2 separate regions of the Homo sapiens genome follow, and region 2 is linked to region 1. A link is an interaction called in ENCODE POLR2A ChIA-PET data of the cell type or tissue named here. Cell type or tissue: B cell. All regions are shown on one strand. Each heading gives the region's core, and the rest is flanking DNA. Links, peaks and the distances in the headings are about the cores only. Region 1 has its middle 14 kb from the start of CLDN34. Region 2 overlaps CLCN4 (chloride voltage-gated channel 4).

Evidence for each region. ChIA-PET counts read pairs that join two places held together with the same protein. Peaks named below come from ENCODE experiments on the same cell type or tissue, not always from the same donor. Only the 100,000 strongest peaks of a DNase experiment are listed, where the experiment ranks them.
Region 2: POLR2A ChIA-PET joins it to region 1 with 5 read pairs; 2 of 35 experiments call an interaction of 5 or more read pairs at or near these places.

The regions. Positions count from the first base shown.
Region 1 is chrX:9,973,898-9,989,595 of GRCh38, reverse strand. No RefSeq gene overlaps it. Among named protein-coding and RNA genes, the nearest start is that of CLDN34, 14 kb to the right of the region's middle. In B cell, for the core only: no CTCF peak of the experiment used is centred there; a DNase peak (open chromatin) is centred at 7,915; H3K4me3 peaks cover 377 bases; H3K27ac peaks cover 1,625 bases.
Region 2 is chrX:10,215,364-10,231,061 of GRCh38, reverse strand. CLCN4 (chloride voltage-gated channel 4) reads right to left here. Exons shown (of 13, transcript NM_001830.4): 12 at 10,185-10,401. Among named protein-coding and RNA genes, the nearest start is that of CLCN4, 66 kb to the right of the region's middle. In B cell, for the core only: no CTCF peak of the experiment used is centred there; a DNase peak (open chromatin) is centred at 9,241.

The DNA of each region.
Region 1 (15,698 bases), core at 3,716-11,715:
CTCTACAAAAAATACAAAAATTAGCCAGGCGTGGTGGTGCACACCTGTAGTCCCAACTATTCTGGAGGCTGAGGTGGGAGGATCGCTTGCGCCCGGGTGGTTGAGGCTTCAGTGAGCCGTGATAGTGCCACTGCACTCCAGGAGTCTGGGCGAGAGTGAGACCTAGTCTCAAAAAACAAAAAACACTTTATTGCTAAAAAATGCTAAGGATCATGTGAGCATTTAGTGAGTTGTAATCATTTTGCTGGTGGAGGGTCTTGCCTTTATGTCGCTGGCTGCTGACTGATCAGGGTGGTGATTGCTGAAGGCTGGGTTGGCTATGGCAATTTCTTAAAATAACACAGCAAGGAAGTTTGCTGCATCAATTGGCTCTACCTTTCACAAAAGATTTCTCTGTAGCATGCGATGCTTTTTGATAGCATTTTACTCACATTAGAACTTCTTTCAAAAGTAGAGTCAATCTTTTCAAGCCCTGTTACTGGTTTATCAACTAGGTTGACATAATATTCTAATCCTTTGTGCAAGTAACATGTCAAAATAAACACCTAGTCAATTAACAGCAGTAATGTTCAATGTCAGACCAAATACTGTGTTCTGAGACAATTTTTGCTATTTTGACGTGCTTATGCTGTCACCTGGTGGAGAAATGGAAGAATCCCACTAATTTATCAACTAAGTTTATGGAATATTCTAATCTTTTGTTGTCATTTCAATAATGTTCACAACATCTTCACCAGGAGGAGATTGTGTCTTAAGAAACTACTTTCTTTGCTCATCCATAAGAAGCAACTCCTGATCCAGGGACAATGGCTCACACCTGTAATTCCAACACTTTGGGAGGCCAAGGCAGGAAGGTCTCTTAAGCAGGAGTTCGAGACCAGCATGGACAACAAAGTGAGACCCCCATCTCTGCAAAAAAAAAAATAAACTATTAGCCGGGCATGGTGGCACATGACTGTAGTCTCAGCTACTCGGGAGGCTGAGGCTATAGTGAGCCGAGATCACACCACTGCACTCCAGCCTGGGTGACAGAGTGAGACCCTGTTTAAAAAAATTAAAATAAAAGTAGTACTTGGATATTGTTTTTAAAAAGAAAGAAAAAGCTCAATCAATGCATGGAGTATGAACAAGTAAATAAAAATCACCTATAATTTCATCATAGTTAACATTTTAGCCCATTTCCACCCCATCTTTATCCAGCTCATATTTTTCAAGCTGGAATCTTCTTTTATATGCATTTTGGTTTTTGTTGTTCTTTGCTCTGTATTTTTCCCATTTTATTATGAACCTTTTTTTTTTTTGAGACAGGGTCTCACTTTTTCACTCAGGCTGGAGTGAAGTGGCGTGATCATAGCTCCTTGCAGCCGTTAACTCCGGGGCTCAATAGACCCTCCTCCCTCAGCTTCTTGAGTATTTGGGACCACAGGCATGCAACACCACATCCAACTAATTTTTGTAAAAATTTTTAGTAGAAACAAGGTCTCCTTATGTTGCCCAGGCTGGTCTTGAACTCCTGGGCTCCATCGATCCTCCCGCCTCAGCCTCCCAAAGTGTTGGGATTACAGGCGTGAGCCACTGTGTCCAGCCAAAAACTTTCCCATATTAAACAAGGTTGAAAAAATTTTAGCGAACAACTCAAATACCACCCAGATTCTCTCATTAACATTCTACTGTATTTTCCTTTTTCTTTTTATTCATTTTTCTGCTCTGATAAGAGGCAGATTACTATAGTCTTTTTCATGTACCTATTCATTTGTTCATCCCTCTATCCATCCATCAATCCATCTTATTCTTTCATACATTTCATAGTAAATTGCAGACATCAGTACACATCCCCCTAAGTTTTCAGCAAGTATGCCACTAACTAGAGATTGATATGTGTTTACACTGGTTTTCTTTGGATATAAACTTTACACTTAATAAACTGTAACAATCTTAATACATGCAGGTTTTGCTCATTTTTTGCATTTGCCGATTTTCATAAACATTTTGCTTAGCATCACATTAAGCCAACAAATTAATCTCAGAAGGTGGAACAACTTTGCAAAATTTAATTTCCCCATCTGGGACTGGGGACATGTCTCCATGGCTTCTTTTGGCTCTTACTAAGGTTGAGCAGTTTGCAACATACAGGGTCTTGCACATTTCATATTAAGCTTATTGCTAGATATTTGGGAGTTTATTGCTTTTTTGTGTGAAAGTACTCTGTTTCAATTCTAATTTCAAACTGGCTCATTGTGTAGGAACACGAAAAGATTGTTGATGTTTGTGTATTTAGTATCCAGCTATATAATTGAACTTTCTGTTGTAGTGTAATAACTTTTCTTGGACTTTTTTTAGGTATAGGGTCAACTTAGCTGAACAAAGATTCACACACCCTTCTAGGATAATTATACCTCTTTTCTCTGTCTCCTGACTTACAGCACCCTGGCTAGAACTTCCAGAACAATCTAGCTGGGCGTGGTGGTGTACGCCTGTAATCCCAGCTATTCAGGAGGCTGAGGCAGGAGAATCGCTTGAACCTGGGAGGCAGAGGCTGCAGTGAGCCAAGATCACGCCATTGCATTCTAGCCTGGGCAACAGACTGAGACTCCGTCTCAAAAAAAAAAAAAAAAAAAAAAAAAAAAGGAACTTCCAGAGCAATCTTACGTAACTTTGGTAATGACAAGTTTTCAAGTCTGGTTCCCTATTTTCAGGGAATTCTTCTAATGTAGTGATTCACAAGTGTGGGAAGACCAGGGTCAGTGAAGGGGGTGCTTTGCTGGGGGGAGGGTGGATTTGAACAAGGCCCCACAGGCGATCCTGAAATGGCCCCCACCACTCCAAGGTTAGAAAAAACTGTACTAATCCTTCATCGTTAAAGATATATTTAAGTGTTCGTTTAAGATAGACAGCATTGAATGAAGTGTCTTTTGTTTTTTTAGTTTACAAAGGGTGCTTATCGGAAATTAATGTGGAACTCTCTCGCTCTTTCTCTCTTTATATATATATATATATATACCAGTTTTACTGAGGTATAATCCACATACTGTACAACTCGCCTGTGTAAAGCATACAATGCAGTGGTTTTTAGTACATTCACAAGGTTGTGCGACCATTGTCACCATCAATTTCAGAACATTTTTGTCCCTCCTAAAACGACCCCTGTGCCCATGAGCAGTCACTCCCCATTCCCCTCTTCCCAGCCCCTGCCCACCATTCATCTACTTTCTGTTTCTATGAATTTCTCTACTCTGGACATTTCATATAAATGGAATTGTACAATTTGTGGCCTTTTGTGTCTGACTTTTTTCACTCGACATCATGTTTTCAAGGTTCATCCACATCGTGTTTGCAAGGTAGTGGTAGGAAAACAAAAGCTGTTTCCCGATTTCTTCCCACCAAGTTCAGCTGTTTCAATGATCCTATGACGAAGATTGTGCCACAAGGAATAGCCTTGTGGATGTGACAGTTACCATCCACGGGCCCACTGTGTCCTAGTGGAACTCCATTCAGAGCCTGGGTTTGATGACCTTATGGGATTTCTTCTGGACCTTTCAGTGAGGACTCTATCACTACACGGTCCGTCGCATCTGGCTTACTCACAGCTACCCAAACCCCACCTCGGCTGTAGTAGCCAGGAAGTTGAAGGCCTGAAGTGCATTTACCAGCCAAGGTTTCAGCATCTCGTCACACACTGCCTCAGTAGCTTACGAACAACATGAGAGGCCTCCGTGAGCACGGGAAGTTGCCCAACGGAGAAGTGCAGGTGTCCCCTCCGGTCACCGCATTTGCTTGTCCTCTGTTTCCCAGTAACCCCCACATCCCGGCACTGCTGCCCCTCCATCTCTCTTCCTCTCTCCCCACGGCTCTGCCATGCCCCTGATTTGGGCCATCACCACCTCTCCTTGGAATTGCTGTCCCACCTGTCACCAGCCTCTGCCTCCAGCTTGGCAAGGCTGCCTGACAAGAATGACCGCCAAGGCCTCTGGTGCCTGATCCAATCTTGCCCACCTCTTGAGGCCAGATTCCTTCCAGGTTAATGGGGGCAGAAAGAGAACTGTGAGCTCCCGTCTGTGGGGATCTCACTCATGCACAGGTTGAGAGCCAGAGTGGCATTCATGAGCAGAAACTTCTTTTCCTGGTGTAGGTCTGTGAACAATCCCTCAGGGCACTTTCATCAACATGTCATCGTCACCAGAATCCATAGTTGACATTAGGGTTCATCCTTGGTGTTGTACATTCTATGGATTTGGACAAACGTACAATGATATGTGTTCATCATTATGGTAGCATACAGATAGTTTCACTGCCCTAAAAATCCTCTGCAATCCCCTCTTCATCTTTCCTTCTTCTCTAGCCCCTGGAAACCACCGATTGTTTTACTGTCTCCATAGTTTTGCCGTTTCCAGAGGGTCACACTGTTGAACTCTTACCGTCCGTAGCCTTTCAGATGGGCTTCTTTCACTGGGAAATATGCATTTAGGGTTCCTCCATGTCTTGTCATGGCTTGATAGCTCATTTCTTTTTGTGCTGAAAAATATCCAATTGTCTTAATGTATCACATTGTTTATCCACTCATCTACCAAAGGACATCTTTGTTACTTCCAAGTTTTGGCAATTATGAGTAAAGCTGCTATAATCATCTGTGCGCAGGTTTTTCTGTGGACGTGAATTCTCAGCTCATTTGGATAAAAACCAAGGAACACAATTGTGGGATCATAAGGGTCTGTCTCTTCTAATTCAAAATGATCCCAATCTCTGGTTTTAATGGAAGGTGTGGGTAATTAATTAGATGTTTTCTCTGAAGGTAGGTTTAGGAATGATGGAACCAGATACAGATACCAAACCCTGGAAGAGACAATACTAAAGAGAATTTAAAATAATTAAAAGTGAAGAAATACTCTTTTTAAAAACTTGATCAGGCCAGGCGCAGTGGCTCATGCCTGTAATCCCAGCACTTTGGGAGGCCGAGGCAGGCGGATCACCTGAGGTCAGAAGTTCAAGACCAGCCTGGCCAACATGGCTGAACCCAATCTCTATTAAAAATACAAAAAATAGCCGGGTGTGGTGGTGTGTGCCTGTAATCCAAGCTATTCGGGAGGCTGAGGCAGGGAGAGTTGCTTGAACCCAGGAGGCAGAGATTGCAGTGAGCCGAGATGGCACCACTGCAATCCAGCCTGGGTGACAGAGCGAGACTCTGTCTCAAAGAAAAAAAGAAAAGGAAAAAAAAAAACAAACCGTGATAGATGACTCTAATGTCTAATAACTCCGTATCCCAAACTGTTTACCTTTTGGAAATAAAATTGCTAAAATGCATGCCTTTTATAACCAGCAAGAATTCTCCCAAGCCTGCATACCTGTCTCAATCTGCTGGTTCTCCCACCTGGCTCTGTATTGGCAGCAGGTTTTCTATTGGGCCTATTTTGATGGTAGGTATTCATCTGCGTTAGTTAAGGGTGAACAATAGCAGCCCAGTTACCAAGTAACCCGATTTAATAAGCAGCTGCATTCTGGTTGGTTGACAAAGGACTGAACTAATGGTTGCAGACCAGCTGGCACGAACTGCGGCGAATCCGTCAAGATGTCAATCTAACGAGCCAGTCCTGTTGTGACCGAGAGACAGTTTCCCCAGAATAACTTGGGCCTGGAGAGCAGGATGAAAAGCAGGGCGATCTGGCTGATTCAAAATGTGGGGCTCTTGGCCTCTGTGGCTGGCCGCGTCTGTTCCCTGGCATGCCTCAGTGGCCTGCCAAGTGCATGCCTCAGTGGCCTGTGTGTGCATGCCTCAGTGGCCGACTTTCTCCTCGGGTTTACTCGAGAGTGAGAAGTACATGCTGGGCCTTTGGGAAGCATGTGTGACTCGAGACACAGGTGCCAGTGTGTGCCAGCCCAAAGAACCTGGCTGCCAAACTCCAGGTGGCTCGTGTCCTCACGTGCGTGGCCGGGGCTGTGGGTTCTCTCGGGCTTGTGGCGGTCATCCTGGGACTGATGTGGCTGAGATGCTGGGGCCGAGGAGGAAGTTCTTGGGAGAGAAGTGTCAACATTGCTGGGGGAGCTCTGGTTTTTCTGGCCGGACTCACTACTTGAGCGTCCGTGTCCTACGTTGCCCATATTACCGTGTGGAGGTTCTAAAGCTCAGAGTTCCCACCCAACAAGCCCCGGGGGGATGCGGCAATGCCATGTCCAGCGGCTGGATGGGTGGATTTCTCCTTTCCACTGGAGGCCTTCTTTTGATCACCACACAGCTTTATGCCAACACACTGGCTGCAAAACCAACACCTTTTCCTTCATACCCGGACTTTTCAAGAAAAGTGACTTTTGGTAAAGTAGAATTTGTTTAAAAATGGACCAATCAGAAAGGCAACAGTGAAAGTGGAGAAACCATCTCATTTTGGTTTTCTGCTGAGAAATGATGGAAGCTTGGTTTGCTAGGTGAAGTGGATGGGTCCAAGCTACCTGACGGAGAGAAAACCAACAGTATTTGCTAATAGATTTGACGATGGGGGGAGGGTACAGGAAAGTATATCAGATCTGTGGAACCACCTGTTTCTGAAACTACTACTTGGACAGCCTGATTTATTTTTTAAGCTAGTTTGAGTTGGTTTTCTCTAACTTTCCATTTAAATTTCGTTAAAGGATACAAAATGACAGCTAGATTGGAGAAATAAATTCTAGTGTTCTATACCAACTGTTAGATGACTAGAGTTAAAAATAATAAATAGTTTTGAATAGCTGAATTCAAGAGACTGAGGCAGGAGGATTACATGCGCCCAGGAATTTGAGGCTGCTATGAATTGTGATTGTGCCACAGCACTCAGCCTGGGCGACAGTGAGACACTGTCTCTAAAATAAATAAATAAATAAAATAATTAGAAAATGAAATTAAAATTAGAAATATATAGCTAAAAGGAGGATATTGAATGTTTTCAACACAAAGAAATGATAAATGTTTGAGATTACGGATACACTACTCACCCTGATCTGATTGCTGTACATTCTATGTATTGACATATCACTATGCACCCCAAGAATATGTACAATTATTATTTGTCAATTAAAAAATAAAATAGAAATAAAAATGGACCACTAACCTCAAACTTTTTTTTTTTTTTTTTTTTTTGAGATGGGGTCTCGCTCTGTTGCCCAGGCTGGAGTGCGGTGGTGCAATCTCGGCTCACTGCAAGCTCTGCCTCCTGGGTTCTTGCCATTCTCCTGCCTCAGCCTCCTGAGTAGCTGGGACTACAGGTGCCCGCCACCACGCCCAGCTTATTTTTTGTATTTCTAGTAGAGACGGGGTTTCACCATGTTAGCCAGGATGGTCTTGATCTCCTGACCTCATGATCTGCCCGCCTTGGCCTCCCAAAGTGCTGGGATTACAGGTGTGAGCCACCACGCCCGGCCACCTCAAGCTTTTTTAAGAGTGTTTCCAGCCAGGTGCAGTGGCTCACGCCTGTAATCCCAGCACTTTGGGAGGCTGAGGCAGGAGGATCACTTTAGCCCAGCAGTTCAGGACCAGCCTGCGCAACAAAGGGAAACCCTGTCTCTACAAAAAACCAAAAAATCAGCCAGCTGTGGTGGTGTACGCTGTAGCCCGAGCTACTCCAGAGGCTGAGGTGGGAGGATGCTTGGGCCCTCAAGGTAGAGGGTGCAGTGAGCTATTACTGTGCCACTGCACTCCAGCTTGGGCAACAAAGTGAGACCTTGTTATTGCAGGAATTAAGGGACAGTAGAGACCAATGGGTGGGACAGGAGGATTTATTAGGTGCGCACCGGCCCAGCAGATTAACATCCAAAGGCTGAGCCCCGAACAAAGACAGGGCTTCACTTTTATACATGCATCCAGAAGGGGGTTGGCCAGTTTGATAGCACAAAACCTGTAGGGCAGGCAAGCAAGCTTACAGAAGCAGAACAAAGGCAGTTTGTTAAACAGTGACAGGCCTTGCAACTTAAAACATATCTTGTGACCTTGCCGTGCCACACAGAAGGGAAAAACAGGAACTTACAAAACTTGCAAAAATAATTACGAGAACAGAACAAGGAACAAAAAAATTGTTTTTCTTTTTATATCTTCTGCTTCATTGTCTCTTAAAAAAGAAAACAAGATCTGATATACTTTCCTCTACCCTCCCCCGTCATCAAATCTATTAGCAAGTACTGTTGGTTTGCTCTCCCTGTTTCCAATGGAGAATGTTTCCAATGCAGAATGGAGACAAGCAATTGTTTTGCTTGTCTTCCAGAAATTGAGTTTCTTTCTCTCCTCTCCCCTTTCTTTGTTTTTCCTGCCACAGACTGGCCTAATTGTAATCTGTTGTTGCTTGCTATTAAGTGTCAATTAAAAAGTTTCTTTGAGGCCAGGTGCCACAAGGCCTGTAATCCCAGCACTTTGGGAGGCCGAGGCTTAAGCTCAGGAGTTCGAGACCAGCCTGGGCAACAATATAAAAAATTAGCCAGACGTTGTGGTGTGCGCCTGTGGTCCCAGCTCCTCTGGAGGCTGAGGTGGGAGGATTGCTTGAGCCCAGGGGGCAGAGGTTGCAGTGAACCAGGATTGCACCACTGCACTCCAGCCTGAGTGACAGACACTATCTCAGAAAAAAAAAAAAAAGTTTCCTTGAAGGAGTGAATTTATGCTCAATTTTCCCACTTGAAAATCAAATATCACACCCTATGAGAAGTCAGTTTGTCCCGTGCCTGAAAATGTTGACATGCTGTCATTAATGTGGGAGGTAAAGAGGTGATATTGAAAACAACCAGTGCTGTCAGAACACTAAGACATGGGAAGGAGCAAGAATGTAATGCCTTCTTTGTAGCAGTCTTGAAATAAAATATTTATAGCAAAGTAATCACTGATGAGTTAATTTTTAAATTACTAATAATTCATCCACGTGTTCAAAATGAGTGCGCTTTAGGTAGAAGCAGGAAGACGCTCGTTAGGAATGTTTCCCAGCAGCTGGTCCCTGCACCAAGAGTGTCAGCATTCACCGGGGACTTGCCAGAAATGCAAATTCCCAACTCAGACTTACTGAAAACTCCAGCTATATTTAGTTGGTGATATAGTTTCAATATTTGTTCCTGCCCAAATCTCCTATGGAAATGTAATCCCCAATATTGGAGGTGGGGCCTGGTGGGAGGAGTTCAGATCATGGGGGCAGATCCCTTATGAATGGCTTGGGCCGTCCCCTTGGTGATGAGTGAGCTGTCGCTCTGAGTTCACATATGATCCGGTGGTTTAAAAGTGTGTGCACCGCCCCCCACGCCACACTCTTTTTCTCGCTTGCTCCTGCTTTCACCATGTGAGCTGCCTGCTCCTCCTTCACTTTCTGCTATGAATAAAACCTCCCTGAGGCCTCCCCAGAAGCCAAGCAAATGCCGACACCATTTTTCCTGTACAGCCTGCAGAACCATGAGCCAATTAAACCTCTTTTCTTTATAAACTACCCAGTCTCAGGTATTTTCTTTGTAGCAATGCAAGAACAGCCTAATGCATATGGCTTCGGATCTGAGGGTGATGTTCATACCAATTCCCGCCAAGGGTATGAAGGGTCACGCTTCTTAAGGAAGAGCAAGGGCTGCTGCTGTGAAATGGGAAATGAGTTCCAGTACGGGGGGACTCTGAGTGGCAGCTCTATGCATTGCCAGTAAGGTCTGGAATCAGCCCGGCAGCCATGGAGGCCCATTTCATGGCCTTCATCTTGCCTCCCTATAGCAGTGACTGAGCTTCTTGCCCTGGCTTCTTTCCTGAGGCTCCTTTTCTGGCCCAGTTGCAGGCCTGGTTTGTGGGGTAAAGAGAGTGACCCCACAGAACTATGCTAGCTCAACAGAAGCCAACCTTTGTGACCTCAGCCACACCTCCCAGTCCTTGTTCTACCGGGGCCGGGCCTTCTTGTTTCTTCCCAGTGGGGCGGCCACTCACATCCCAGAATGCCTTGCAGCTCTTTCTACCTACAATGCCAATCAAGCTGAGTAGCAGGTAAACTAAGGAAAAGCAGAAATCTAATTAGCTAGATTGTCCTTAGAAAATTCATGTTGGAGGCCGGGTGCAGTGGCTTATGCCTGTAATCCCAGAACTTTTGGAGGGCTTATCTCAGGGAGCACTTCTGTGTCAGAGCAGAGAGCACCTGCACACATGGTATATTTCTTTTATTTTCTTTTTCTTTTTTTTTTTTCTGTCGCCTAGGCTGGAGTGCAGTGGCATGATCTCGGCTCACTGCAGCCTCCGCCTCCCGGGTTCAAGTGATTCTCCTGCCTCAGCCTCCCCAGTAGCTGGGATTACAGGTGCCCACCACCATGCCCAGCTAATTTTTCATATTTTTAGTAGAGACGGGGTTTCGCCATGTTGCCCAGGCTGGTCTTGAACTCCTGAGCCCAGGCAATCCACCTGCCTCAGTCTCCAAAAGGGCTAGGATTACAGGCGTGAGCCACCGGTGCCCAGCCTGATTGAGGCCTTTTAAACACCTGTGTTCAAACAAGAGCTGTGGGCAATCAGGATGCGCAGTAGATGGTGTGTGTCTCTTAATATGTTATGCCACAGATCTTGGTGGCATCTCTCATGTGAAAGACATTAATGTTTGGTGAAGGAATTCATCAGCGAGTGAATGAGCTAGAGTTATCTGTCCCCGGAGTTGGCCTTAAGTATGATTTTGGGTTGTAATCAACTAAGGGCCTTAGAAGTTACTCTGGGAGCTAGTTAATCCACCCTTCAAGTCTGGGAGAAACTTGAGCCACAGCTCATGAAAGCCATACCTGCTGCGTGGGACCCCGGGAGCAGTTGCCTACATTTGCATAAACAAGACCTACGCTCCTAATACAAGTTACAAAACAAAACTACTTGTTGTATTAGTACAACAAAAGAGAAGAAATATTTAATGCTTCCCTGACAACTATAAATGCTGAGTGGAAAAAGTATCACTCTGCATGGGTTAAAAGTCTAAGAATGAATTAGATTTAACATACCCCCCAGCAATCCTACTGTAAGACACCTAACCAAGAGAAATGGAAACCTGCATTCATGCATAAACCTAAATGCAAACGTACATAGTAGCTTTATTCATAATTGCACCATACTGGAAACAACCCCATGCAACTAAAACTGCTCTAAACATTCCTCAAAGTGCAAAACTGAACTTGAACAAAGGAAAAGATATACTATGTACCATGTACCAGATGTACCGTGCTCTCCAATAAGGAGACTCAATATTATAAATGAGTAAATTATCCCTAAGTTAACATATAAACTTGACACGATCCTAATAAAAACATTAAGAGATTTTCCCCCCAGACTGGAGCAAGACAAGTTGATTACAAAATTTATATGGAAAAATAAGCAGAAATAATTAAGAAAATCCTAGGGGTGGAGCGGGAATAAGATACCAAATAACATACATATTATTTTAAAATAAGTCTCTGTGATAGCTAATTTTAGGTGTCAACTCAACTGCACTGAGGAATACATAGAGAGTTGGTAAAGCATTATTTCTGAGTGTCTTTGAAGATGTTTCCAGAGAGACTGGCGTGTGAGTCAGCAGACTGGGTAGGAAAGATCTATGTGGGCAGGTACCATCCAATCAGCTGGGGCCCCAAACAGAACAAAAAAGACAGAGGAAAAACAAATTGTTTCTGTGTCTCTCTGTCTCTGTCTCTCTCCTTCTGTCTCTCCTGTGTGGGACACCCTTCTTCCCCTGCCCTTAAACATCAGAACTGCAGGTTTTCTGGCCTTTGGACTCCGAGATTTACATCAGCACCCCACCCCACTTATGTCAGCCTTTGGTCTTGGACTGAGAGTTACAGCTTAACCTAGTTCTGAAGCTTCTGATCTTGGGCAGTCACGCTACTGACATCCCAAGGTCTCCAGCTTGCAGACGGCCTGTATAACCATGTGAGCCAATTCCCCTAATAAATCTCTTCCCACATATCTGTTGGTATGTATATCTTTTATTGGTTCTGTCTCTCTGGAGAACCCTAACACAGTCTCTAAAACTTAAAACACTGTACTATGGGTACATGAATATACAAAGAGCGCTAAAGGAGTCAAACAGAATGTCCAGAAATTAGCCCAATATCTATGGAAATTTAGTGTATGAAGAAGATAGCATCTCAGTGGCTCACATCTGTAATCCTAGCACTTTGGGAGGCCGAGGTGGGTGGATCACCTGAGGCTAGGAGTTTGAGGCCAGCCTGGCCAACAAGGCAAAACCCTATCTCTACCAAAAACATAAAAATTAGCCAGGCATGGTGGTGCACGCCTGTAGTCCCAGGTACTTGGGAGGCTGAGGCAGGAGAATCACTTGAACCCGGGAGAGAGAGGTTGCAGTGAGCTGAGATTGCGCCACTGCACTCCAGCCTGGGTGACAGAGTGGGACTGTCTCAAAAAAAAAAAAAAAAAAAAAAAAGATTTATCCTGTATGTCAAGACAAATTCCAAATGAATACAGTAAAAACAAAACCATTCAAGTAATGGGGGAAAAAAATGAAGAAATACCTTTATCACATGAGAGTGGAAAAAACAGTCACCCCTCAGTATCCGTAGGGGATTTGTTCCAGGACCTCCCCTGGATACCAAAATCTGCAGATGTCAAATCCCTGATGTAAAATGGTGTAATATTTACATATAACTTAGGCACATCCTTCTGTATAGATGAAACCATCTCTAGATTACTTATAATACCTAATATAATGTAAATGCTATGTAAATAGTTGTTATAATGTATTTTTCAGGAAATAATGACAAGAAAAATAAGTCTATACATGTTCAGTATAGATGCAATTATTTTTCAATTTTTGTTTTTTGGAGACAAGAGTTTCACTCTGTTACCCAGGCTAGAGTACAGTGGTGTGATCTCAGTTCACCACAACCTCTGCCTCCCAGGTTCAAGGGATTCTCCTGCCTCATTCTCCTGAGCAGCTGGGATTATAGGTGTGTGCCACCATGCCCAGCTAATTTTTGTATTTTTAGTAGAGATGAGGTTTCACCATGTTGGCCAGGCCGGTCTCGAATTCCTGGCCTCAAGTGACCTGCCCGCCTTGGCCTTCCAAAGTGCTGGGATTACAGGCGTGAACCACCACATCCATCCTCAAATATTTTTGATCCATGGTTGGTTGCATGCATGGATGGGGAACCCACAGATATGGAGGGCCAACTGTACACTTAAACTATGATTCAAATACCAGAAGCAATAAAATAAAGATTGGTAAATTTTACAGTAGGTAACCTTTACCCGCCCCCCCACCCCGCTTAAATCTGCATAACAAAAGATCCATAAACAAAGTGCAAAACAAAAGATAAATTAAGAAAAGTATTTGTAACTGAGAGCACAAAGGGCTCTATAATATATTAAGAGCTCTTAAAAATCAAGCATACCAACAACTCAATAGAGGAATGGGTTAGAAACATGAGTAGGTATTGTAGCAGGCAGCTTGTGACATGGCCCTCAGAGGTCTTCACCTTCCTCACATTCACATCCTTCATTCCTTCTCATCGAGCGCAGGCTGGTTTAGCCACTCACTTCTAATGAATAGAAAGCAGCAAGAATGATGGGAGATGACTTCTGTGGTTAGGTTACAAAATGACTGCGGGCCAGGTGTAGTGGCTTATGCCTATAATCCCAGCACTTTGGGAAGCTGAGGCAGAATTGCTTGAGCCCAGGAGCTCAAGACCAGTATGGACAACAAAGTGAGACCCTGTCTCCACACACACACAAAATTTTTTTAATTAGCTGGGCATGGTTCTATGGGCCTGTAGTCTCAGCTCTTTGGGAGGCTGAGCTGGGAGGATTGCTTGAGCCCTGGGAGATTGAGGCTGCAGTGACCCATGACACAGTGAGACCCTGTCCCTTCCTTCTTGTTAGTACTCTCCTCCTTGCCAGCACTCTCTCTGGCCATCTCTCTTACTGCTCTGGTGAAGCCAGCTGCCATGCTGGGAGAAGTTCTGTGGAGATCCCTGTATGGCAAGAAACAAGAATCTGTTCCATCGCTTGCGAGGAACTAAGTGAATAAATCCTGCCAGCAACAATGTGTGCAAGCAATGGAGTGGATTCTCCCCCTCTGAGCCTTCAGATGAGACCACAGAGCAGCTTGGCATTTTGACTGCAGCTATGTGAGACAATGTGAAGCAGAAGCTGTGCCTAAACTCCTGATCCATAGAAGCTGTGAGATAATAATTGGGTGTTGCTTTAAGCCATTAAGTGCTAGGTTAATTTGTTACACAGCGATAGATAACTGACAGAGAACATTAAAAAAAAAAAGACCTGAAACATTTCAAAAAATGTTCAACCTCACTAATAAAAGAAATACATGGCTGAGTGTGGTGCCTCACACCTGTAATCCCAGCCCTCTGGGAGGCCGAGGCAAAAGGATTGCTTGAGCCCAGGAGTTTGAGACCAGCCTGGGCAATAGTGAGACCTCATTTCTGAAAAACAAAACAACTCCCCCCTCCACCCCGCCCAGAAATACACACTAAAAATGATGCTGAGATACCATTTCTCACCTACTATGTTGAAAAAAATTCAAAAGTTTTACAATATATTCTTTTGACAAGGCTGTGAGGAAGCCGACATTCTCATAGATTGCTCATAGGAGTGCAAAATGGGTCACTTTTATGGTGAAAAAATTTGCAATACGTTTTTAAAATTACAGATTTGCTTACCCTTTAATCCAGTAGCCCTAGGAATCTGTCCCAAAGATACACCAGCAAAATGCAAAAAGATGTATGCACAAAGTTATATACACAGACACACACGCATGCACATACATAACTGGTTGAACAAACTAGGGTATATCCACACAATGGAATACTACGCAGCCATAAAAACAATCAGAAAATCTCTACACATTGATATAGAGCAATCTCCAGGAATTTATTGTCAGGTGAAAAAGCAAGGTATCAAAAAATATATATATTATGATAGTATTTTGTAAGAAATGGAATAAACACACACCCTTCTATCTGCAAAAAAAAAGAAAAAACCCAAAAAACTGGAAAATGAACCAGAAATGTAAAAGTTACCTATGGTGAGAGAGAATATAATAGACACAGAAACATAAGTTTATTCAGATTTTTCTGAATAAATATGGTTATATTTTTGACTTTGAAAATTATGTAAATATTCCACATATTCAAAATGGAAACTATGTCAAAAAGACAAAGTTAATCCCATAGAAAATTATGTCAAAAAGACAAAAGTAATGATATCAAAACTAGAAAACAAACCAAAATGAATAAATTTAACTATTTATCAAATTAGTGACATAACCATAAAAAGAAAATCATTACAGGCCAGGCATGGTGGCTCACGCCTGTAATCTCAGCACTTTAGGAAGCCAAGGCTGGTGGATCTCTTGAGGCCAAGAGTTGAGACCAGCCTGGTCAACATGGTGAAACCTCGTCTCTACTAAAAATACAAAAATTAGCTAGGCATGGTGGCACATGCCTGTGGTCCCTGCTACTTGGGAGGCTGGGGCATGAGAATTGCTTGAACCTGAGAGGCAGTGGTTGCACGGTTGCAGTGAGCCGAGATCGCGCCACTGCATGCCAGCTTGGCGACAGAGTGAGACTCTGTCTCAAAAAAAAAAAAAAGTTATATATGCTGGTTCTGTTCATTACAAAGACCTAAATGTAATGACAACTGAGTGAATAAGCACCACCAGTGCCCAAATTGTGGTTTCTAAATCCCCGTCTTCATCTGCAGGGCTCACTAAAGGAACTGCATAGCTGATTCAAGGTCT
Region 2 (15,698 bases), core at 5,640-13,639, 240 kb before region 1:
TAAACTATGGAGACAGTAAAAAGATCAGTGGTTGTCAGGGTTTGGTGGGTGGAAGAGAGGGATAAATAGGCAGAGCACAGGGGATTTTTAGGGCAGTGAAACTACTCTGTATCATCCTGTAATGGTGGACACATGATATTATATATTTGTCAAAATCCACAGAAATATATGACACAGAGTACACTCTAAAGTAAACTATGGATGTTAGTTAATAATAATGTATTGATATTGGTTCATCAATTACAACAAATACAACAGTAATGCAAGATATTGACAATAGGGGAAACTGAGGGGAGTGAAGGGGATATATGAGAACTCTGCATATTTTGCTCAATTGTTCTGTAAGCCTAAATGTTGTTATAATCCTGAAACAAGAGCTACCTAAAGGAAACAAATGTTAGCACTCTTCTTTGCGGTGAGATGCTGAGTTCTCCTGGGAAAACCCATCTGTGAGTATGAACACAGTTGACAGATTCAAGGCCCAACAAGGGCTCTGGTCTCCTCACACAGGAAGGTTGCTGGGTCCAGCTGGCAGAGCCTGAAACCATTTCTTTCCATCCTGATTTGTTTTAGCTGCTTCGGGCTCAACTGTCATAATGAGGGCCCATTGCAATCAATCAACCAGAGATACACATTTTCTCAAGGGCACTGTTACCCAATACTTCGCCAAATCACCCTGCTTCTACGGTTGCAAAAGCTTTAGTGGGCCCCGGTCTCATTAGAGTTGCCCTTTTGCTTTGGCAGCCATGTATTGCTGCTGAGAAGAGCAGTCCAGGCCTCCAGACTTGAGGCATGTCAGAGCCAGAGGCCCACATAAGAAATAAAGGTTTCCCAATCAACAAAGTGAAGAGACAACCCACAGAATGGGAGAAAACACTAGCAAACTACCCATCTGACAAGGGATTAATAAGCAGAATATATAAGGAGCTCAAACAACTCTATAGGGAAAAATCTAATAATCTGATCAAAAAAACGGGCAAAATATTTGGATAGACATTTCTCAAAAGAAGACATACAAATAGCAAACAGGTGTATGAAAAGAGTACAGCTGGATAGTTTGTAACACAAAGGGTAAATGCTTGAGGGGGTGGATGCCCCATTCTCTATGATGTGATTATTATGCATTGCATGCCAGTATCAAAACATCTCATGTGTTCCATACCCAAAGGAATATAAATCATGCTGCTATAAAGACACATGCACATGTATGTTTATTGCAGCACTATTCACAATAGCAAAGACTTGGAACCAACCCAAATGTCCAACAATGATAGACTAGATTAAGAAAATGTGGCACATATACACTATGGAATACTATGCAGCCATAAAAAAGGATGAGTTCATGTCCTTTGTAGGGACATGGATGAAGCTGGAAACCATCATTCTGAGCAAACTATCACAAGGACAAAAAAACAAACACCGCATGTTCTCACTCATAGGTGGGAATTGAACAATGAGAACACATGGACACAGGAAGGGGAACATCACACACCGGGGCCTGTAGTGGGGTGGGGGGACGGGGGAGGGATAGCATTAGGAGATATACCTAATGTAAATGATGAGTTAATGGGTGCAGCACACCAACATGGCACATGTATACATATGTAACAAACCTGCACGTTGTGCACATGTACCCTAGAACTTAAAGTATAATAAAATATATATATATATATATTTTAAAAATCTCATGTGTTCCATAAATATACACATCTACTATGTACCCACAAAAATTTAAATAAATGTTTTTAAACAAGGTTTCCTCCCAGAGTCAGGAAATTTTGTTCTAGCTCTGATAATTCTAATTAATTTCAAGAAAGCAGTGACAGCTAGGAAAGGCGGCTTTGTTACTGGGAAGGGCCTCTATTTACAGGCAGATAGGAATCCCCAGTGAGGCCCCCTCCCATGCGGTAGCAGCAAAATGCAAGCTGGGCCAATAGGACTCCTTCCACCCATCCAGCCCTCCACCTGGGAAGGCTTTACGCAGGGTTTCTCCACCTTGGCACTAGTGACATTTAGGTTGGCTAATTATTTGTTGCAGATAGGCCATTCTGTGCACTGTAGAACATACAGCAGCATCCTGGGCCTCTACCCACTAGATGCAGCAGCATCCCCATCCCCCATTATGGCAACCAAAATGTCTCCAGACAATGCCAAATGTCTCCTGTGGAGGGGGGACAAGATAGCCCCTGGTTGAGAACCACCATCCAGATTAAAAAGTACTAAAATAGTTCTACACCGGTTGGTTTATAGCCACTGAGCTAGACACCCTGGGATGTACCCTGCCAACCTCATACCTTATAGAACTGCAGTGAACTCCCCACAATTCATAACAAATCAGTTCATTATCTGGCACCAGCTCTTAAACACTTTGACTATTACTCCCAGCCAGAAGCTTTCAGACACAAATAGACCTCTGTGGGTGAATCTATAATACACCGTCAGCATGGGACACAGGAATCCCGTTACCTGGCCCCATATCCTCTGTATTTTACTGAACAGGTATCCCAAAATGCAGCCATTCCAGGAATCTGGATACTTAAGGATGCTGCCACATATCTTCCCATCACGCCCAGGTCTACTCCCCACTGTCGTTGGTCCCAGAGGGTGCTGTACGGAGGGGATTGATGTCCTCAAGGGTCAGGGTCGGCTGGCAGGGTTCTCCATCAAAGGTCCTCCCGGTACCTGGCAGCTGATTGTGCCTCAGGAGATAGGAGACCTGGAAGAATCCAGATGGGACTGGCTCTGCAACCAATTCCCTTTAACCCTGAGCAGTGTTTTGCTTCTTAGAGTCTCACCTCCTCATTTGAAAACTAAGGGGAATGGGGGAGGGGGGAGGAGGGGATGGAGGATGGTTAATGGGTACAAAAAATAGTTTAAAAGAATGAATACGATCTAGTATTTGATAGTGCAACAGGGTGACTACAATCAATAATTTAACTGTACATTTAAAAATAACTAAAAGAATTGGAATGTTTGTAACCCGAAGGATAAATGCTTGAGGTGCTGGGAGACCCCATTTACCCTGATATGATTATTATGCATTACATGCCTGTATCAAAATATACCATATACCCATAAATATATACTCCTATGTACCCACAAAAATTAAAAATAATTTAAAAAAAAGAAAAAAAGGGAAACCAAATGTCCATCAACTAATGAATTGATCAGCAAAATGTGGTCTATCCACACAATGCAAGATGATTCAGCCCTAACAAGGAAAGAAGTACAGACACATCTTCAGTGTGGACGAACCTTGAAAACATGATGCTCAGTGAAAGAAGCCAAATACAAAAGGCCACATAGTGCATGACTGTATTGACATGAAATGTCCAGAATAGGCAAGTCCACAGAGACAGAAAATATAGAGTAGTGGTTGCCAAGGACTGTGGTATAGGAGGTAACAGCTAAGGGGTGTGGGGTTTCTTTTTGGGGTGATGAAAATGATCTAAAATTGTGGTGATTAATGCACAACCCATTTTCTACTAAAAACCACTGAATCATGCATTTTAAATGGGTGAATTGTACAATATGTTAAATAGGAATGGTGAGAGAGAGCATCTTTGTTTTGTGCTGGTTTTCAAGGGGAATGCTTCCAGGTTTTGCCCACTCAGTATGATATTGGCTGTGGGTTTGTCATAAATGGCTCTTATTATTTTGAGGTATGTTCCATCAATACCTAGTTTATTGAGAGTTTTTAACATGAAGGGATGTTATTTTTATCGAAGGCCTTTTCTGCATCTATTGAGATAACCATGTGGTTTTTGTCTTTCATTCTGCTTGTGTGATGAATTACGTTTATTGATTTGTGTATGTTGAACCAGCCTTGCACCCCAGGGATGAAGCTGACTTGATCGTGGTGAATAAGCCTTTTGATATGCTGCCGGGTTCAGTTTGCCATTATTTTTTTTTATTGAGGATTTTTGCATCAATGTTCATTAGGGATATTGGCCTGAAGTTTTCTTTTTTTGTTGTATCTCTGCCAGGTTTTGGTATCAGGATGATGCTGGCCTCATAAAATGAGTTCGGGAGGAGTCCCTCCTTTTCAATTGTTTGGAATAGTTTCTGAAGAAATGGTACCAGTTCCTCTTTGTACCTCTGGTACAAAGAATTCAGCTGTAAATCTGTCTGGTCCTGGGATTTTTTTGGTTGGTAGGCTATTTATTACTGCCTCAATTTCAGAACTTGGTCTATTCAGGGGTTCAACTTCTTCCTGGTTCAGTCTTGGGAGGGTGTATGCATCCAGGAATTTATCTATTTCTTCTAGATTTTCTAGTTTATTTACATAGAGGTGATACAGTATTCTCTGATGGTTGTTTGTATTCCTGTGGGGTCAGTGATGATATCCCCTGTATCATTTTTTGTTGTGTCTATTCGATTCTTCTCTCTTTTCTTCTTTATTACTCTAGCTAGCAGTCTATTTTATTAATTTTTTCAAAAAAACAACTCCTGGATTTGTTGGGTTTGTTGATTTTTCGAAGGGTTTTTTGTATCTCTGTCTCCTTCAGTTCTGCTCTGATCTTGCTTATTTCTTGTCTTCTGCTAGCTTTGGGGTTTGTCTGCTCTTGGTTCTCTAGTTCTTTTAGTTATGATGTTAGGGTGTTGACTTGAGATCTTTCTAGCTTTTTGATATGGGCATTTAGTGCTATAAATTTCCCTCTTAACACTGCTGTAGCTGTGTCCAAGAGATTCTGGTATGTTGTCTCTTTGTTCTCATTGGTTTCAAAGAATTTCTTGAGTTCTGCCTTAATTTTATTATTTACCCAGGAGTCATTCAGGAGCAGGTTGTTCAATTTCCATGTAGTTGTGTGGTGGTTTTGAGTGAGTTTCTTAATCTTGAGTTCTAATCTGATTGCACTGTGGTCTGAGAGACCGCTTGTTATGATTTCAGTTGTTTTGCATTTGCTGAGGAGTGTTTCACTTCCAATTATGTGATTGATTTTAGAGTAAGTGTCATGTGGCGCCAAGAAGAATGTATATTCTGTTGTTTTGAGGTGGAGAGTCCATATAGCCCAGAAAATCCTAAGCAAAAAGAACAAAGCTGGAGGCATCATGCCACCCAACTTCAAACTATACTACATGGCCACAGTATCCAAAACAGTACAGTACTGGTACATAGATCAATGGAACAGAATAGAGATCTCAAAAATAAGACCACATATCTACAACCACCTGATCTTTGACAAAGCTAACAATCAATGGGGAAAGGACTCCCTATTTAATAAATGATGCTGGGAGAATTGGTTAGCTATATGCAGAAAATTGAAACTGAACCCCTTCCTTATACCTTACACAAAAATTAACTCAAGATAGATTAAAGATTTAAATGTAAAACCCAAAACGATAAAAAGCCTAGAAAAAAAATCTAGGCAATACCATTCAGGACATAGTCATGGGCAAAGATTTCATAACGAAAACCTCAAAAGCAATTGCAACAAAAGCAAAAGTTGACAAATGGGATCTAATTAAACTAAAGAGCTTCTGCACAGCAAAAGAAACTATCATCAGAGTGAACGGACAACCTACAGAATGGGAGAAATTTTGCAATCTATCCATCTGACAGAGGTCTAATATGCAGAATCTACAAGGAACTTAAACAAATTTACAAGAAAAAAACAACCCCATCAAAAAGTGGGCAAAGGACATGAACAGACACTTCTCAAAAGAAGACATTTATATAGCCAACAAACATATGAGAAAAAGCTCCACATCACTGATCATTAGGGAAATGCAAATCAAACCCACAATGAGATGCCATCTCACATCAGTCAGAATGGCAATTATTAAAGTCAAGAAACAACAGATGCTGGTGTGGAGCAAGAGTGTGGAGAAACAGGAATGCTTTTACACTGTTGGTGGGAATGTAAATTAGTTCAACCATTATGGAGGACAGTGTGGCGATTCCCCAAAGACCTAGAACCAGAAATACCATTTGACCCAGCAATCCCATTACTGAGTATATACCCAAAGGAATATAAATCACTCTATTATAAAAATACATACACACGTATGTTCGCTGCAGCACCATTCACAATAGCAAAGACATGGAACCAACCCAAATGCTCATCAGTGATAGACTGGATAAAGAAAATGTGGCACATATATACCATGGAATACGATGCAGCCATAAAAAGGAATGAGATCATGTCCTTTGCAGGGACATGGATGGAGCTGGAAGCCATTATCCTGAGCAAAATAACACAGGAACAGAAAACCAAACACTGTATGTTCTCACTTACAAGTGGGAGCTGAACAATGAGAACACATGGACACAGGGAGAGGAACAGCACATACTGGGGCCTGTCGTGGATGTGGGGAGGGAGAGCATCAGGATAAATAGCTAATGCATATGGGGCTACCTACCTAGGTGATGGGTTGGTAGGTGCAGGAAACCACCATGGCACACGTTTACCTATGTAGCAAGACTGCACTTCCTGCACATGTATCCCGGAACTTTAAATTAAATTAAATTAAAAAAGAAAAAACAGAACAGTCCCCCCGGAGCGCCTGCCTTGGGTAGCACCACTTAAACTGGATTATGTCCATGTTCTTTAGTAGATAACAAGCTCCTTGGCTTTTTTTTTTTTAAACACTTTTTGTGCCCCCTACAGTTCCCAGCTAAAATAGATGCTCAATATAATGTTGATTAAACCAATGTTGCTTTGAAAAAAATAAGACTTGTTAGTGTTTGCAAAGTGATGATAACTATAACACACACACACTCACATACACACACACACACACACACACACACACACACACACACACGGAACCCTCCCATATCTATAAATCCTGGTTTTTGTTTCCTTGTCTTCACCCTGGAGACAGTATCAAAAGATCAAGCATTTGCAGTTCTGAAAACCTCCTTTTAAAGCTCTGTGACTGTAATGTCTAAAAGTTAAGTTGATTATAACAGCACTAGGGAAATATGAATTCAGGAGCTGCCTTGGGTTCGTGCATAAATTGTGCCCTGGCCCGCGATGGTAATTATCACAAAAGAAGAAAGCTGAACATCAACCCAGAAGGAGGTAACATCAAATCCAGCAGGCTTCGTTAGTGGCATGAAATGTCCTATTTGATTTAAATCAAGTGTTTGAACTTCCAGCCCCTTTGAGTAGCAGTTGAAGCGAATTCAGCGAATTATAAATGGCCAGATCTATGACCAAGGACATAATTCAAATTCGAGCAGCTGGGCTCTTCTGCGAAAGCTATCCTGTCCAGGCCCCTGTGGACCACCTAGCAGGGCTTGGGGAAAATCTGACACCATCTCCCTTACTCACTTTTCCTTTCTAGAACTTTCATAGGGAAAATCTCACCCAAATTCACTCTTAGCAACTGGAGGCTTCCTAGATTGCGGCATTCCGATTCCTGGTCCAGTTTTATGATGCCCCTTGAACCCCAGGCCTGAGAAATGCTGCAGGTGATCCAGGCCAGCGGTGGAGCTCAGGCTCGTGGCCATCCCGAGCAGGGAAGGTACAGGGTGGGCGAGCACATCAAACATGAGAGCTGGCCAGAGACGTGCCTGCCCTGGCAAGAAGCCCAAGGAGATGAAAGGCCCCGCAGACAAGCATCCCTTGCCAGCACTAACGCAGCAGCATCTGTGTTTGTGTAAAAGATGTAGAGCGAGAGAGAGTGCGATTTTGCTTTCTTGAAGCACATTCAGAGCCAATTTCGGCACCCAGATCTTCACAGGAAGACCTCATGGGGCTCTATGAGGTGTGAGCGGGCATTAAGGGCAGAGTTTCCTGCCTGAGCTGAAATTCCAACGATAATTGACTTTGGATTATTGTTTTAAAGGAAAGGAGAAACTGCTACACACTTGAGACAGCATGGGCAATCACAGTGGTGTTTATACCAAGAGTACTGGAAACTCAAGTGCATAAATCGACTTCAGTGGTTCTCAAGGTGGGGTCCCCAGACCGGCAGTTGCAGCATCACCTGGGAGCTTGTTAGGAAAGAATATTCTTGGGCCTCACCCTAGACTTCCAGGGATCAGTACCTCTGTGGCAGGGCCCAGAAATCTGGATTTAACCTGGAGGTTTAATCCTCCAGGGTATTTTGATCCACACTCAAGTTTGAAAAACCACTTGAGCTCCTTTAAAATTCATCAGCAGAAATGATCCCTAGCCTTGTCAAACACAAGGACTCATTTATTTTTCCCTATTGATTGCACCTCCCACATGCAAGACACTGCTCTGTCTGTAGTCAGAGCTAAGGAGGATGCTCACTCTGCTGGCCAGGAGTTCTCTGGGTAAATCTGCAAATTGCAAAGCCTGTCCCCCTGTGTGCTTGCTACCAGGACAGCAGGAAGAAAGTGGAATGAATAGGATTGCTCATTTGGCTATACAGGCACATCCAGTCCAAGGTCACTCAACTGCACGACTAGTGACATTTTGGGCCAGATGTTTTGTTGTGGAGCTGTCCTGTTCACTGCAGGATGTTTAGCAGCGCCCCTGACCTCTACTCACTAGATGCCAATAGCATCCCTCCCTCCAGTCATGACACCCCAAATTGTCTCCAGACATTGCCCAATGTCTCTGGGAGGTAAAATCATCCCAGTTGAGAACTGCTGTGTTAAACTAGAGTGTGCTGGCTCTGGAAATATAAGCTATATTAGATAGTTGAGCCTCTGGAGTCTATAAAGGCCTAAACTTTATTAGGTACCAATGTCTCCAGAACCCATTCCCCGCCTCCTACTCCCAGCCCATAAAGGAATAAAATGGGCAGATAACCCTAGGTTCCAGGCTACCCTGACCAAGCCGACCCCTTCCCTTACACAAGCTTCTGACACCATGGAACTTGTGACACTCAGAGGCCAAGGAATGACCTTTAAGGAACTGCTTCTCTGGTGCTACTACAGTGGACCCTCGATCTTTGCATTGTTGGTTTCCTGATTTGTGACAACACAAAACAAAAGTGGCAGCAGGGACAATGCCATGGGGCCATCAAATCTCTCCATTCTCCAATCATGTTTGTTTCGAAAACAAAGTTGTTTCAAACAAATTGATATATCAGGAACAATCTGAGCATAATATGAATTTTACCTTTGCTTATGTGTGATTTCATCCATGAGAAGCTCTAGGCAAATGCAGGAAACTGTACCCAGCTGAACCCAGTGGGATCGGCATACACAAAATGCACATGCCCGGCCCCCAAACATCCACAAGCGACCTCAGTTCATGCATGCGTGAAGAGCCATGCCCATCCACACCTGCTGTGACCACTTCCCCTTGAGTTCAGGCTCCCCTCCTTCCACCCCTTCCCGGTAATTCGGAAGTGGCACAGCTTGTGAAACCCACCCCACAGCCAACTTCAGGCCTTTTTAAGATGAAGTGACATATTTCTGTTGTATCCCTGTATTTCTTAACCATTTAACTAATGTGTAACATGGTACTACCACTATTCTTTTTACAAGACAGGGTCTCATTCTGCTGCCAAGGCTGGAGTGCAGTGGTGCAATCCTGGGCCACTGCAGCCTTGGAAGCCTGGGCTCAAGTGATGCTCCTGTCTCAGCCTCCCAAGTAGCTGGGACTATGGGCACACTTGGCTGATTTTATAAAAATTTATCTGTAGAGATAGGGTCTTGCGACCCAGGCTGGTCTCGAACTCCTGGGCTCAAGTGATCCTCCACCTCAGCCTCCCGAAGTGCTGAGATTACAGGCACGAGCCACTCACTGCACCTGGCTCGGTACTACCATTCTTATTAGGCTTCCACCTCTTTTATGTCATATATCACTGATGAAGTTTTTGACTGTTGTGTACCTAACCCCATTTTTCCCACAAGTCCTGTGGTTTGCATGGAGCACTTTTTGCGTAGTGCTGTGATTTTGAGGACCGCATACATCACGTTATAGCAGAACCTCCTCCCTAAGCCAAGTGTCACATGGGGTGGTAGAAAAGCAACACCAAGCCCTTCTCCTGTGGCTCCACCCCTTTTTACTCAACCTCCCTCAGCCCAGGCAGCAGTCCAGCCTGGACCACCCCCTTCTCTGGCTGCACGGCTGCCCAGCCCTCAGTCCCAAGCTCCCTGTACATTTCCTCCTCAACACATTCACCACAGCTTACTGCCATTCTCTGTCAAGGACTATTCCACCCCATGGCCCTCCACATTCTTCAGGGCTGAGACCATGTCTCACTCATCTTTTTCTCCCTAGGTCATTCTGGCCACATGTCCGGCTACTCACCCGCTCCGCGTCACCAGGCACTGCCGAAGCCCCAGTTTCCGGAAGATATCCACCACCGTTTCCATCGGAGTGTGGTCTGTCACTGTAAACGGGCTGAGGTTCAGGATGCGCCGCAGCTTCAGGGGATGTGGGCTGTTGGCCGGCAGCTCGGGGGGTTCCTCCGTGAAGTACATGATGGAATTGCTCACAATGCCCTCCTGCCTCTGTCTGGCGTTCTCTAGAATGGGGTGAGCAGGAACAATGAGCCACACAAAAACCCCTTGCTGAGCAATTCCCCACCCCACACTCACACACACCATCTAGAATCCCACAGAAAAGGGGTTTGGAGGATGAACCACACATTCTTAATAAGGGGCTTTAGCCAAACATCTGTGGAATTGGCATCTCTCTGCAGCTAATGCTGTGTGAGGGTCCCCTGCTGTGACCGGATCATTTGTTGCCAAAGTCTGGCAAGATGGGCCTGACCCAGATGGCCCCTTTGGGGACATTCACTGCTTCACCGCAGACTCCGGGCACCCCAAACAGCCCAGGGCCCTCCACTCTGGCTTTCCTTACGCTCCTTCACCTCATCATGGGCTGGAGTTTGAGGTGACAAGAAACTTACTTAGCTGCCCGATGACCTTAATACATTGTTTTTCTTTTTACGAACTAACTTATAACTGGCCCAAATGGCATTATGAATCCTGGGAGGAACAAGAAACCAATACGGCCAGCCCAGGCTCACAGCCCAGAAATGCAGCTCAATCCCAAACGCGACCCTTGGGTCCAAAGAAACAACCCCAGAAAAGCTGCATCCCCCCTCAACCCTTCGGATCTCCTGTCTTAAAAATGGGCCATTTTGTGGATCCCTCAAAGAAAGATAGTAAAACTGTTATGGTAGCAATTAGCCTATTTCTGTCTATAGAAAAGGCCATGTGAAAGAAAGCTGAAGAAAAGTAGGGTAACAGGAACTCATTAGAAATACAGCTTAACGCGGTGCTAGAAACCCAGGCTATTTTAAGCCACACATGAAATAAATCCATCGGTCTCAAGATATTTCTCCAAGGCGATTTTCCTTCTGTTGGAATTTTAATCTTTCTTTTGGTTCATGGGAAAAGGTTAGGGAAAATGTACAGCAAGGCTTGCTTTAAAATGGATCCTGGTTCCCATAATACACTTCTTACCTTCTCAAAGACTACTATTCACCTATATTGTTCTTTCAAAAATAAAATTCTAACTGCCTCCTCTAAGGCCATTTAGTGCAATAGAGTACTCTAATGGAAAACTGGCAGCATCTGGGGTCAGGCTGAGTCTGAAAAAGGGTCTCTGTTTAAAAGAGGAACAGAGGGCCTGCTGGGCAAATGCCTTCACATTACATGGGTCAGGTTAAATCAAGTTACATCAAATGGGGTATGATTCTGCCACAAATACCAGACGACTCTGAGGCACAACGCGTTTTCAAATGTAGACTGTTCGATATATACTACGTACTTCTCTCCTAAACCAAGATGATTCTGTCCTTACCCACTAAGGCAGGGAGGCAACTGGCAACACACACTTATTTGCTCATTCCCATAGACCAGCCGATTCTCTTAAAGTCCCACTAACAGGATTTCCATCAATTTCAACCACTGAGTGAATGTCAGGATTGGATCAAGTTGCAAACCCCAATCAAGAGTTGATGACATGGATTTGCTGAACCCCTTCTAAAACCAAATACAATTTAATAAATGGTCGATCCACTTGCTACAATAAAATAAATAACATGCTTATATCTCCTTTGAACCTACTGATTGGGTTAGAAGCCCTGATTCTAACAGCCACTAGCTCAATGAACTCTTGCTCACCAGTGCACTCCCAGTGCCTGGACAATGCCTAACACACAGTAGACACAAAACAGATATTTGCCAAATGCACATATGAATGAACGGATGAGTAGGTCTACTAAATGTCAGTGTATCTGGTTCTGCCTGCCACATAAAACTGAACCTATCTCACATAGGAGGCATCAGGAAGGAAAGCACACAAGGTATTTACTGCCAAGCAAAAATATAGGCATCAGCTAGGGTCAGAGCCAGAAGCCTGAGCTATGCACCTTGCTGTTCCCACAGTGGCAACTGCTACTCTCCTCAGAAAGGTTCTGCTAGGCCACTTTGGAACTCTATTACAGACTTACAGGAGGCTTCAAACTTTGTGGGTAGAGGTGCTAAGAACAGGCAAAAGCCTGTGAATGGAAGAACAACCAGCAAGAAAGCTCTTTGCAATTCTCTACCAGGGTGAAACATCTGCTCTCAGTTTGGACCAGAAATCATCAGACACCAAAATGCCTGCATGTAAGTTCACAGAGGGCAGAGGCAGTGTGCTGTCATCCCTGGACTCTGAGCTTCTAGGATGGTATCAGCACATGGTGGACACTTAAGAAATATTTCCTGTGTGAAAGGATAAACCAACTAACTCCTCACCCAGGGGATGAGCCAGTGCTACAAGAAAAGAGACCCACAGACCCTAGGAACACTTGGGAGTCTGTGTTGAAAAAGAAACCAAAACAATACAACCGAAAATGCATCTTTTTAAAAGACCTAAAAGACAAAAAGGAAATGCACTAAATATCAATCATGTCTTCTTTGGTGATAAGAATGTAGGTGGCTTTTTAAATGTTTCCTTTTTCTTCTGATTTCCCCAATATTTGGAGTGTGTATTACTTTCATTTTGAAAAAATGTAATAAACTTCATTTTTAAATGTTTTAAAAATAGTTAAACTGTTTTTAAAACTGTCTTTAATGTAGGAGGTTTGTCATATATTCTACTAGAATGAGTCTCAGTGGCCACAGCTCTTAAAAAAGAATGTACATTTTAGGCCAGGCACAGTGGCTCATGCCTGTAATCCCAGCACTTTGGGAGGCTGAGGTGGGCGGATCACTTAAGATCAGGAGTTCGAGACCAGCCTGACCAACATGGTGAAGCTCCGTCCCTACTAAAAATACAAAAATTAGCCACGCCTGGTGGCATGCGCCTGTAGTCCCATCTACTCGGGAGGCTGAGGCAGGAGAATTGCTTGAATCTGGGAGGTGGAGGCTGGGGTGAGCCGAGATGTCGCCACTGCACTCCAGCCTGGGAAACAGAGCAAGACTTAGTGAAAAAAAAAAAAAAATGAAGGAATGTATATTTTATGAGCACCTGCTAAGGTTACTCAACATTCCATTTCCTAGAAGCAATATGTTCATATGCCAGATGTAGAGATGGTAAATAATAAAGTATGGGTAAGAGAAATTTCACAAACTATGTGATAGGCCAAGAAATTTTTCAAAATTGGAAATAATCACATATTCATTAGGCTATTGAGTGGCTTTAGAGCAATGGTTCTCAACTGGGAGCAATTCTGCCTCCACCCTCAGGGGACATTTGGCAATGTCTAAAGACATTTTTGGTTATCACAATAGGAGAGGGCAAGTGCTGCTGACATCCAGTGGGTGGAGCCCTGGGATGCTGCTCAGCACCCAAGAGTGCACAAGACAGCCCCAGCACAGAGAATCATCAAGCCCCAAATGTCAGCAGTGCTGAGGAGGAGTACTCCCACTTGAACTGTGTTTTTAGGGAAGTAATAGTCTATCATCCTGTTAATTAAAAATGCTTAGCCAGGCATGGTGGTGCAAGCCTGTAGTCCTAGCTTCTCCGGAGGCTGAAGCAGGAAGACTGCTTGAGCCCAGTGGGTAGAGGCTGCAGTGAGCTATGATCGCGCCACTGCACTCCAGCCTGGGTGAAACAGCGAGACCCTGTCTCAAAAAATTTTTTTAAATGCGTCCATAAGACAGATATAATTAATGAGATAGGTTAAAATGGAAAATTGAAAGCAACCACAGAAGTAGTACAAAGATGATATGATAAAAAAGTAAAGATTATACAGAAGAAAAAGCAGATTGTTTTACAAGTTATTGTCTGTCTACTAAAGCATGGAGAAGTCCCTCTATGTGTGTGTGTGTATATATATATATATATATATACACACACACACACACACATCCCCAACAGAAAGGTGTAGATGACACCACTATTCTCCATGACCTAGTCCAGTAACTAACAGCCCTCCCGGGCAGAAACCTCTTTCTCCCTTGTCTGACAGACCTGACACTTAGCTTCTTGTTCAGTGCTGGATGTAGACCCCTTTCTGCAACTAAGCGTCTTCCACATGCTGGAGAATCATTAGGTTGGTGCAAAAGTAATTGCGGTTCTTGCCATTGAAAGTAACGGCAAAAACCGCAACTACTTTTGTACCAGCCTAATAAATCATCCACCAGACCAAAAAAACCTGAGAGTTTCCTTAACTCTTCCCTGAAACTCTAACTTTCCACCCTTTAATCATCTCTGCAACTCCCCGCTGAGTCCTCTTTGAACCTCTACTTAACTGCAGAACTCAAGACAAGAAGCACCTGAGCCCTGCTAAGTACAGGCGAGTCCTCATATTTGCAGAGCAATGAGAGGTAAAGGCCCATTTGCCAGGAACTTGAGCAAGAGTCGCATACAGCCCCGTGTGCTAGTATGTGATGGTGAAGAGAGTCACGTTGCCTAGGTGGTGCTAACGACGTGCTCTCTAACAAAGATAACGCCATGCTTTGGCATTCCAAAACATAACAAAACATTTTCAGCTTCATGTGAGCAGTTGCTACAATTTTTAAACATGATATGTAAGAAAAATCCTTATTTACCTCACTTACCTTTCTTTTCTGATCCATACTATCTTGGATCTGTCTATAATCTTTGCTCCCAATTCCTCTAGGAAGTGAAATTGGCATGGGATAGTGTCTAGCTAAATGCTGTCATATTTCTATACTCATAAAATGGCACAAGATTCCTCAAATACAGGTCATGCACCTGTATTTCTCCACCAGAGTACAGGGGCTCTTCTATTTCCACAGGCCAGAAAAACAGCTTTTCTGATTCCTCAGAGCAAAACACTCCTTCCCTCTGCACAAACCATGTAAATAGCACCTTCTATATTATTATCGGTCTGATTGAAAGCATATAGGTAGTATTTACACCGTGTGGTGCCTCTTCAGACATTCCAAACATAGCTTCGAGAAGAGTACTTGGTTGGTAAGCTTAAATTTCTTCTCTAACTGGTTGATGACAATTACTGCTTCCCACTTGATTACAGTAATGGGTTTCAGCAAAATTAGTAAGCTGCCTCTTAGCAGGTGTGCCTGGAGCTATACAATAGATAATAGATTCTGTGACATTTATTACCTTAGTTTTTAAATTTCAACCTTTGCTTAAAAGATCCTAGGGAATGAAAAAATTTTTAAAGGCTGCTGATTACAGTATTTTTAAACAAACCCAATCCTACTTAACCTTAAAAAAACCTCATTATTTATAAGGCAATATTTACACAAAGGCACCTACCTACCCGTTAAGCAACAGGACCTATAATAAGGAGAAGCATCGCCGAACACTTAAGCACAAACTTGCTACGGTGTCTAAAATACAAAATCAATTTTTACTTTGGGGGAGGTAAAAATGTTTGAGTGTCAAGCTAAAATG